Linked DNA regions of Homo sapiens: region 1 is linked to region 2. Evidence: read pairs that join two places in POLR2A ChIA-PET (ENCODE). Cell type or tissue: B cell. All regions are shown on one strand.

What was found. Peaks named below come from ENCODE experiments on the same cell type or tissue, not always from the same donor. Only the 100,000 strongest peaks of a DNase experiment are listed, where the experiment ranks them.
Region 1: POLR2A ChIA-PET joins it to region 2 with 7 read pairs; 4 of 35 experiments call an interaction of 5 or more read pairs at or near these places.

Annotation. Positions count from the first base shown.
Region 1 is chr9:132,211,892-132,216,891 of GRCh38, reverse strand. All of the region lies in intron 3 of NTNG2 (netrin G2), which reads right to left. Among named protein-coding and RNA genes, the nearest start is that of NTNG2, 52 kb to the right of the region's middle. RefSeq lists an enhancer at 2,487-3,231. In B cell, no CTCF peak of the experiment used is centred here; no DNase peak of the experiment used is centred here.
Region 2 is chr9:131,771,271-131,776,270 of GRCh38, reverse strand. No RefSeq gene overlaps it. Among named protein-coding and RNA genes, the nearest start is that of RAPGEF1, 34 kb to the right of the region's middle. In B cell, no CTCF peak of the experiment used is centred here; a DNase peak (open chromatin) is centred at 2,190; H3K27me3 peaks cover 1,261 bases.

The DNA of each region.
Region 1 (5,000 bases), 440 kb before region 2:
GAAATGCAGCCACAGAAGAAGAAAGAAGCCCCCTTTGCCACGTGCCCTCCTGGCACCAGCCTCTGCCTGGATCTGGACCTGGGCGGGCAGTCTGGGCTCCTGCTGCACTCCAGCCCAGATATTTCCCCTTCTTCTGTGGGATCAATTTTCCCAAGCGATCGCTCTCTGAATTTGACCCTCAGGAACCATCAATCTCACCAGAAAACCATCACCTGGGCCACCTGATCCCCCGACACAGCACTTTTCAGCTCATCCATCAGAAAGGATGATTTAATAATGAACATAGAGATAGGGCATGCTGGCCAGCCCATGAGGCCAGCGGACCCCTCCCAGGCCACCAGGGCTGTTCCCTCTCCACCCCTGCCCCACTGCAGAATCCTACGGCTTTAGCTCTTCAGACGGCAGCAAGAACGCTCCATGGGACACACACACACACACACACACACACACACACACACACACATACACACACACACAGAGAGAGAGAGAGAGAGAGAGAGAGAGAGAGAGGCTGAGTCAGCAGCCAGATTCTTACCCAGGTTTTGCTACTGATTGGCTAGGTGACCTTGAGCAAGTCACTTCTCTGGGTTTAATTTTTGGTAAATGTCTAACACACTGCCTGGCACACAGTAGGTGCTCAATGTTTGCAGAAAGAAGCAAGGGAGGAAGGGGATAATGCATGGGAGCTCTGTGTGCAGCAACCGGCATGGAGCACCTGCTGGGTTAAAGGCCGGTGAGTGTCACGGCTGGGCTGCAGCACCAGGTAGCGCGGTGGCCAGACAGTCGGGTTCAAACCTCTGACCCCTCAAGCTAGGCAAAGGCAGGAAGGTGACCAGCCTTGGGGAATCAGTCGGTGTCCTGTAACCCTAGGAAGTGGCTGTTTCCATGTGGCAGGACTGTCAAGGGTCAGGGAAGGGCAAGCTGAGCTGGTACCCTCGAGGGCTCAGCACTGGGTCTGGCACAGAGCATGCCCTCCGGAAACGTCAGCTATTATTATTGTTGCTATTGTCAACAGCCAACAGGTGATAGAGGGAGGGACGGAGATGAGAGTACATGGGCTCCCAGGTGCCAAGATCGGCCTTACCTGGCAGCCCTGAGGTGCCTGACCCCAAGGGCAGGGCCCCTTATTCATGCTGTCCCGTCCAACACCCACCCCAGAGCCTCTCTCAGAGCCTGCAGCTCCCCAAAATAGAGATAATCAACCTATTCTCCAGGCCCCTGGGGCGCCCCAAGAGGTGACACACCCCCTGGCCTCTTGGAGGATTCAGTAACATATTGCCAGATATTTATCCTTTATTTATTTACTTATTTTGAGATGGAATCTCGCTTTGTCATCTAGACCGGAGTGCAGTGGTTCGATCTTGGCTCACTTCAACCTCCACCTCCTGGGTTCAAGCAATTATCCTGCCTCAGCCTCCCGAGTAGCTGGGATTACAGGCGCCCGCCACCACACCCGGCTAATTTTAGTATTTTAGTAGAGATGGGGTTTCACCACGTTGGCCAGGCTGGTCTCAAACTCCTGACCTCAAATGATCCGCCCACCTCGGCCTCCCAAAATGCTGGGATTACAGGTATAAGCCACCATGCCTGGCCCCCACTGGCCTCTTGGAGTCATTTCCCCACAGAGCCCCATGCCACAATGGTTGCCAGATTTCCCAAATAAAAATACAGGACACTGAGTTACATTTGAATTTTAGGCCTGGTGCAGTGGCTCATGCGTGTAATCTGGGCACTCTGGGAGGCCCAGGCAGGAGGATTACCTGAGAACAGGAGTTTGAGACCAGCCTGGGCAAGAAAGTGAGACCCCCCCCCCCAATCTCTACAAAAAAATTAAAAAAAACACAAAATTTATCAGGGCATGGTGGTGAGCACCTGTCATCTTAGCTACTTCGGAGGCTGAGGCAGGAGGATCGCTTGAGTCCAGGAGGTTGAGGCTGCAGTGAGCCGTGATTGTGCCACTGCACTGCCCTTCAGCCTGGGTGACAGAGCAAGACCCTGTCTCTAAAAAAAAAAAAAATTTTTTTTGAATTTTAGATAAATAACTAATGATTTTGTTAGTACAAGTATATTCCATGAAATATTTGGGACATACTTACCCTAAAAAACAACGATTCCCTTGTTTATCTGAAATTCAGGTTTAACTGGGTATCCCGTATTTCATCTGGCAGGCCCACCTGCTACCCGGCTCACCCGTGTGGCTGTCTGGCCCCTCTGCTCAGACCCTGACTTCTCTCACGGCCTGACATGGGGCGCACTCACTTGCTTGCTGGAAGCTGGCCCTGCTGCCAGCAAGGACAGAGCCACAGCCACCTTTTCAGCTAAGTTTCCCTTTTTCTTGAATGGATGAGTCCCTAGTAAGCCCCTGGAGACCACAACTGTTAGTAGGCAGCACCGGGCCTCACCTCCAGGGGAGAGCCCAGCCCAGATAACACCAGTTCTCTGGGAAACGTGGCAGGCCCAGCTGGGGGCCTGACAGCCACATGAAGGATGACAGGGGCCCTGGCCCGTGCCAGGCAGGAGCGTGCCCTGCGCTGCAGGGAGGGGCAGGCAGTGCCTGGGAGCTGCTGCGGGGGCACCATCTGGACCCGGGCCTGGCACCGTCACTCCACAAAAATCGTGAGCGGGGCCCTTCCCTCCTCCCAGGGAGAGAGGAGCGGGGGGTTTGGAGAGTCTCCCAGACAGGAGGGCGGGTGGAATGTAGGTCAACTCCTGGCTGCCGGAAAGAGTGATGTCATCCACTCCTTGCGGGGAATGACGGAGGAAGCGGTGAGTTTGGGTGAGCGAGCCAGGGATGGTGCTGGAGCTGGGCAGGGAGGAGGAGGCCCCAGGGCTGGCTCTCTGCAAAGGCAAAGCCCCACGGGGATTTCAGAGTGTTCACGGCAATGGCTCTGAACTGGGGTGGGCAGGTGCTGGGCTGGGAGAGCTAGTCCCCAACTTGTCTCAAAGCACCTCTTTGCAGGACCATGGGGGTTCCTGGTCATTAATCACATTGCCTGGTCCTTCTTTCCTGGTATGTTACCACCCGTCCCCACATTATTACATGTCGTGTATACTGAGACTGGCCTCGCAGAGCTCTGGTACCTTGGGGGCTAAAGTTAGACTACTATTTTAACACAGCCAGCAATGTTTTCCAATTTCTCTTGCCAGATAGCGCATTTATCTTTGGGTGAAGAGTGTTCTTTTGTTTTGGGAAAAAACATTTTTCATGAGCCTCTGGGTTATGGGCAAAATAACCTAAAGCAAATCCCAGATCTTACGGTGGCTTGGAGATGCTCACAAGGGAGGCTGGCGTGTTCTGCAGGATGAAGGAGGAGGCTGAAGCAACAAGGGCCCTCGCTTTCTGAGGACTCACAGAGCTGGGGTTGGGGACCTGGACTGCAGTGAGGAATGATGCTGCCCTGGGAGGGGGCTGCGGGCTTACATGGCCAAGAGGTTTCTCCTCCCCAGCCGGTGGGTGGCCGTGGCCAATGGATGGACGATGGACGGCCTCAAGGTTGGTGATGGCTAATGGAAATCCTCTCAAGTCCTTCTTTTTTTTTTTTTTTTTTTTTTTTTTTTTTGAGATGGAGTCTTACTCTGTCATCGCCCAGGCTGGAGGCTGGAGTGCAGTGGCACGATCTCAGCTCACTTTAACCTCCGCCTCCCAAGTTCAAGTGATTCTCCTGCCTCAACCTCTTGAGTTTCCAGGATTATAGGCATGCACCACTATGCTTGGCTAATTTTTAATTTATTTTTGTATTTTTAGTAGAGACGAGGGTTTTACTATGTTGGCCAGGCTGGTCTTGAGCTCCCGACCTCAGGTGATCTGCCTTCCCAAATTGTTGAGGTTACAGGCATGAGCCATTGTGCCCGGCCTCAAGTCCTTCTTTTCTACATGGTAATTCCCATCTGCTATGCCCAGGCCTGAGTCAAGACGTCATGAAACACTGTGGCCTGGGGATCTTGGTCTTCTTTGGGGGGTTGGGAGAGATGTGTCCTTGGCTCAGGCAAGCAGTGTGGGGAGATGGGCAGCAGCCAGAGAAGAAACAAATGGTCAGGAGGGAAGCCTGCAGAGGCCAGCTTGAGTAAGAGGTGACAAGTGACCAGGGGACACACGGATTTGAGGATCATGGTGAAAGGAACATGGTAGCAAACTGCACTTCTAGCTAATTCATGGGATGGGGAAGCCTTGGGCACTAGAGGGAAGGAGGCTGTTGGATGCTGGAGAACTTGGGACTGTTTGGGTCAAAGGACTGCCATTCAAACCTGAGATCCTGAGAAAGCGAGGAACCAACAACAGAGCCGTGGGGGCAGAGGGGAGGTCTGGGTGGTCTGGGTTGGTCGCCTGGCGCAGCCTGGCTTTTCCAGGGTAACATGGACAAATGCTGGCTGCTGCGCCTCCTGGAACGCAATCAGGCCGGCAATTGAGTTCATTGGCTAAATCAAATTTGGGCTTCTGTGCGAAGCCCTTTTCTATTAAGTGCTTTAACATACCTCACCTCCTCAGTCTATTGATAAATCCTATTACCCATTACAAAGCCAGAGGCAGCTTCCTTGCACACAACACAGAGGCTGACGGGCGGGTGCTGGGAGGCTTGGGTGTGCGGCTTAGGGGTGACACGGTGGGTATGACCAGGGCCTGCGAAGGCACCCCCAGCCTAAGCAGCCTAGCTGACTTCAGCAAGGTTTCTTCTTCCCCTGCAGGAAGGCCCAACACCCCCGAGGGAAGGACCAGGCCCAGGTGGTAGCCCAGAGAGGCCCATTTCTCACACAAGGAAAACAGGAGAAGGAGCAGGGTGTGATGGTGGAAGGGTGGGAGGCGACAAGGGTGGGTGCTAGCAAGCCCAGCTGGTCCTGCCTCTCTGCCTCCTAGCGCCTATATTCCAGTCTCTTTCTTCTCTGGAAAGAGTTCCAGATAGTAAGACTTCTTTGTTCATGTAAGTTCATTTGTTCATGAATGAATAAATGAATGACTGACTGACTGAATGAATGAATGAATTCCACACATATACAGCACGCCT
Region 2 (5,000 bases):
CTGCAGGCTCCCCACAGGGATGTGCCATCCTGCCACTCCATGGGGAACTGCAGGCATTCTGTCCTTGTTCAGGGAGGGGAGGGAGCTGGGGCTGGCCTGGGACACCAGGAATGGCTCCTTTGCTGAATTCTTATGAGGCCCCCACGGCTGGGTGTTCTCATCTCTCAGGAGGTGGGCTGGGTGGGGCAGCCTTCAGACTTGCACTTGGGAATCTACCATCCCTGGGTTCAAGTTCCACTCTCTCTCTTGCTAACCAGAGGTTAGGTCTTGGGAAAGTGGCATAGCCTCCTGTAGCCTCCACTTTCTCAACCGCACAAAGGACACCCACTTCATGGGCTCATTGTGGTGCTAACAGATAATAGGACCCAGTGAAGTGCATACCATGCAGTAAGCATCCAACATGTAAGTGGTGGGTGTTAAAATTATTCAACTGATCAGTTAGTCTACTGGTTTCAAGGCTGGTCTTGGGGAATCCCCTTCTGAGAAGCAGGGAAGGGGCAGTGGACCTAATGGTCTCTCAAGTCCCTTTCAAGCTCACACTCTGTGACCTACATGAGCTGTTGCCCTCCTGTCACTCCTCCTTCTAGCCCTAGGCTGTGGCCCTCCAGAAGGCCAGGGTCACTCTGCCTCTGGTTGCCCAGCAAACAGAAAGTCCTCTGTCAGAACGGACCAGCCAAGTGGGCAGAGTTCCTCACTGGGGCAGAGCTGCACTGGGGGCAGGTGTGCAATCTGGGGCAGGTGGGAAGGTGGCAAGGACAGGTGATGCCACCGTAACAGAAGGAGGAAGTGGCAGGGAGGCCCCCACAGCCCCAAAAGTATAGGTCATTCTTCCCCCCAGGTCAGAGGTCATCCCTCCCTCAAGGTCAGGGATAGGGCCCAACTTTCAGATGAGCCAGGAAAGCTCGCTGGATGGAAGAGCTCATGGAGAGTTTAAATTAAAGAGCCTGGTGTTGCTTCTGAAAAACAAACAAACAAACAAACAAACAAAAAACCCTCTCTCTGCATTGATTCCCTTTGAAAAGTATTTAGTTCAACACAGAGGAGAGGGTTGGAGGAAACAGAAGCCGGGAAGGGGGAATCACAGACGGGCTGTGATGTGACATGCATGGGCAAGAGGCCTGGCTCCCTAAGTCTGCAGTGCCAGTGACCTGGCCCTGCCTCAGGTGGGATTTGCCTCCTAAAAGGTAGCCACATTCAAACAGAGCTGAGACCTCCCAGCCCACCCCAGGGTCTGGCCGGCCAACCTGCCTTCTCCTGGCTGCCGTTCTGTCTGTCCTCTCTCCCCAGGAGAAGCCAGGGTGGTTGCAGTGACACAGCAAACTGCCTGGGCCCCAGGCAAGGAGCTTGGGGGCAGCCAGCTCTCTGCCACTGGGAGTCTCCTGAGACCTCACAAACTGCCCCAGCTTCCCTCAGTCTCCGCCGGTGTGCTGGCTCAGCAAGGCTGGTGAGCCCTGAGCTGTTGGACAGGGTGCAGCTGCCAGCTCCCAGCCACAGCCCGACTCCTTTTCCAGTGCCCCTTCCACAACTGCCACCCCAGCTGCCCTGGGGCCCCCAAACCCTGGGGGAGGCAGCTTAACCTGTCTGTGTCTCAAGCCATCTGTAAAATGAGGGCTTTCATGAAGCCGCAGGGGAGGGAGTGGGGCCCTGGGGTGCCGCAGAGGAGGCTGTGCAGGCAAAGAGCCAGAGCCCTTGAGCAGGGGGACTTTGAAAGTTACCAGAGTGACCTCCATTACCCAGGAACAAGAGGCAGCCAGGCCTCTGGACAGAGCAGAATCTGAGGCCTAAACATCAAACCCCTAGGCTCCTGGCTTCTTCTTTTGCTGAACCCCCCTTGGAGGCGTTGACTCATTCCCCTGTATTCTCCAAAGCAAGGGGAGAAGAAGGGCCACTCACCAACCCCAGCTGGACCCACAGACCCTTCCTGGCCCCACCTGCAAGTACCTGGGAGAGTGAATGGATTGGTCCTCCTTGGTCATGTGCTTACCTCGTCCAATCAGCTATGGGCACAGTCTGAACTCTTAGCTGAGAACCCCCACCCTCCGAGTGAGGGGAGGGGCATTCCCAACACCATTCGTCCTGAGTAGGAAGTCACTCCCACAGGTGTCCCAATAAGGGCCTGTAGCCCTGGTCTGGGAGTCAGAAAGAACTGAGTGGGAGAGGGTGAGTGGACTAGTCCAGTTCAGCACCTTGGACAGGTCACTCCAGTTTCTGATATAGCAAAGGAACTCATAGTCCCTGCCCGGCTGCCCGGCTGCCCAGCTGCCCTGCCTCACAGTGAGGCTGCCGAGGGGGCACCAAACAGCCAAGGGTGGGACTCAAATCCTCAGACACCTAGACTTCATCCAGGGCTCCCTCCACTACATCAACGCCCCAGGAGCAGGCTCTTCTCCCAGGCTATCCAAGGAGGGACCGACGCGGGCATTCATATATGAAGGCGTTCTAAAATGTAGGTTTTATTATTATTCAGGTATGGTGAGGCTAACAGATCAAGGGACTGCCATTAGAAAGAAGGTTTGTTGGCCGGGCGCAGTGGCTCAAGCCTGCAATCCCAGCACTTTGGGAGGCCAAGGCAGGCCGATCACGAGGTCAGGAGATCGAGACCATCCTGGCTAACAAGGTGAAACCCCATCTCTACTAAAAATACAAAAAAAAAAAAAAAAATAGCCGAGCGTGGTGGCGGGCACCTGTAGTCCCAGCTACTTGGGAGGCTGAGGCAGGAGAATGGCGTAAACCCGGGAGGCGGAGCTTGCAGTGAGCCGAGATCGCGCCACTGCACTCCAGCCTGGGCGACAGAGCAAGACTCCGTCTAAAAAAAAAAGAAGGTTTGTTATACCCACAGACCCCAAGAGGAGGGGACTCACCACATCACACAGGGCCAAACAGGAAACACAGGGCCACACAGGGAAACACCGAGGTCAGTCAAGAGGCAGAGGGAGCCAGGGGAAGGGGTGGCCAAGAGCCTTTATTGTGGTTCCCATGGGAATGAGCAGGATTGGGGTCAGCTCACTTGAATAATTTCAGGTTCTCTGGGGCATAGGGGCTGTTCCTAGTTGTCTGATACCTGGCCCTGGGGCGATTGGGGCAGGTAGGCAGGGGCCCAGAGTGTCAGAGTGAGGAAAAGGAGACTATTGGGGTGTGAACACCAGACTGCATGGTTTTCATATGAAAGGCGTGCTCCTAAGTGAGCCCTTTATTACCCCTGGGACTTGGCCCTGGGTGGGGGCAGTCCCTCCAGAGTCAGCAAGACCCCAAGATGTCAAAGCAATGGAAATGCAGAACATAAAAGGCAGGATTCATACAGAGGGTGGATGTCTCGGCCAAACTCCTGGGCAGCGACTGACCCCTCAGAGGCTCCCACTTGCCCAGCTCAGGAAGGGCGGTTCCCCAAGGAAGGGTGCTGGCATGGCGGTGAGTCAGCCCCAGTACCCACTCTGTCCCCCCGACCAGGCTGTCCTCCAACTCTCCACCTGCAGAGAGCCTCCAGCCATGCCTTGTCTTCCTCATCAGAGAGACCTGGTCCAGCCAGTGCTGGGCGGGGCTCTGAGCACAGCCCGCATGTCGGCGGCGGCTCCTGACATGGCTCCATCTAGCCTGACCGTGGACTGCTGGCGTGGGCCCAGGAGTCAGACTTGAGTTTGAGAACAGTCTCTGCTTCACAGTTGGGGGACCTCAGGGGAAATACGTAATCTCTTCAGACCCCAGAAAGAGCATTTTATTCAACCTCTTCATTTTTCTCCTCTTTTGAAGCCCAGAGAGATGGAGACGTGCCCAAGGCTGCAGAGTTAATTTGTACTCAGTGTACAGGGAATGGGTTTCTGATTCCAGGGCCCCATGTCAGCTCCACCAGCCTAACCATTTTACCATCCGCCTTTGCCACTCCCCTCCCTAGCGCCACTGGGCCCTGGCAACAGAGCAGGAGTGAGCAGAACCTTCCACAACCCCTCACTCTGGCTTCCCAGCCACTGCTGGCTTTGAAGCCGGTTTTTGTGACTTCGGAATATTGATTGTATTCCCTGCTGGCATGGCTGTTTGTTGGTCAGGCTTTTGTTTGGAAGAGTCCTCTTGCAGGCAGCCTGGGGTCACCTTCACATCCCGTCGGCCCTACCAGAGGATCTCCTGGCCACGGAGAAAGGCAGGGAAGAAAGGCAGGACCCTGGGGACACCCCATTCGATGGGGGTTATTCTTCCAGTGCAGCAGCAGCCCTGCTTCCAGGCAGAGGTGGAGAGGGCCTCCAAGTACCTTTGTGCAGCTGTGATTCTGCTGTCCAGAAAAGAAGAACTGGACCCCACAGAGGGCCAGAAGCCATTGCAGAGTTGAGCTGCAGCTTGGGCGGAGCTCAGGGATACCACAGGAGCTTCAGCACAAGCCAAGTGGGAGGAACAGAACAGGCATGGGCCAGGGGTCTGCAGGCTGGGCATGCCGGCCTCATGGCTGCACATCTGCTGTACAGTGCCTCAGGATGAAGCCAGGGCCTGCCACAGGGCCAAGTGGAGACTGCCAGCTCTGGAGCCAAGCGCACCTGGGTTAAATCCTCAGGCAGGCTACTCCACCTCATGGTCTCAGTTATCATATCCCTAAAGTGGGGATAATAAAAGTACTCCCTCATAGGCAGACAGGAAGAAGCAATGAGATGATGAGTGTACTTGACTCACTGGAAGGGCCCACTGATCCATCATCCGTGAGTCCTTTTTTTTTTTTTTTTTTTTTTTTGAGATAGGGTCTCACTCTGTCTTCCAAGCTGGAGTGCAGTTGTTGCAATCTCGGCTCACTATAACCTCCGTCTCCCAGGTTCAAGCGATTCTCCTATCTCAGCCTCCCAAGTAGCTGGGACTACAGACACGCACCACCACGGCCGGCTGATTTTTGTATTTTTTGGTAGAGACGGGATTTCACCATGTTGTCCAGGCTGGTCTCAAACTCCTAACCTCAAGTGATCCACCCGCCTTGGCCCCGCAAAGTGCTGGGATTACAGGCGTGAGCCATGCCCGGCAAGCGATTA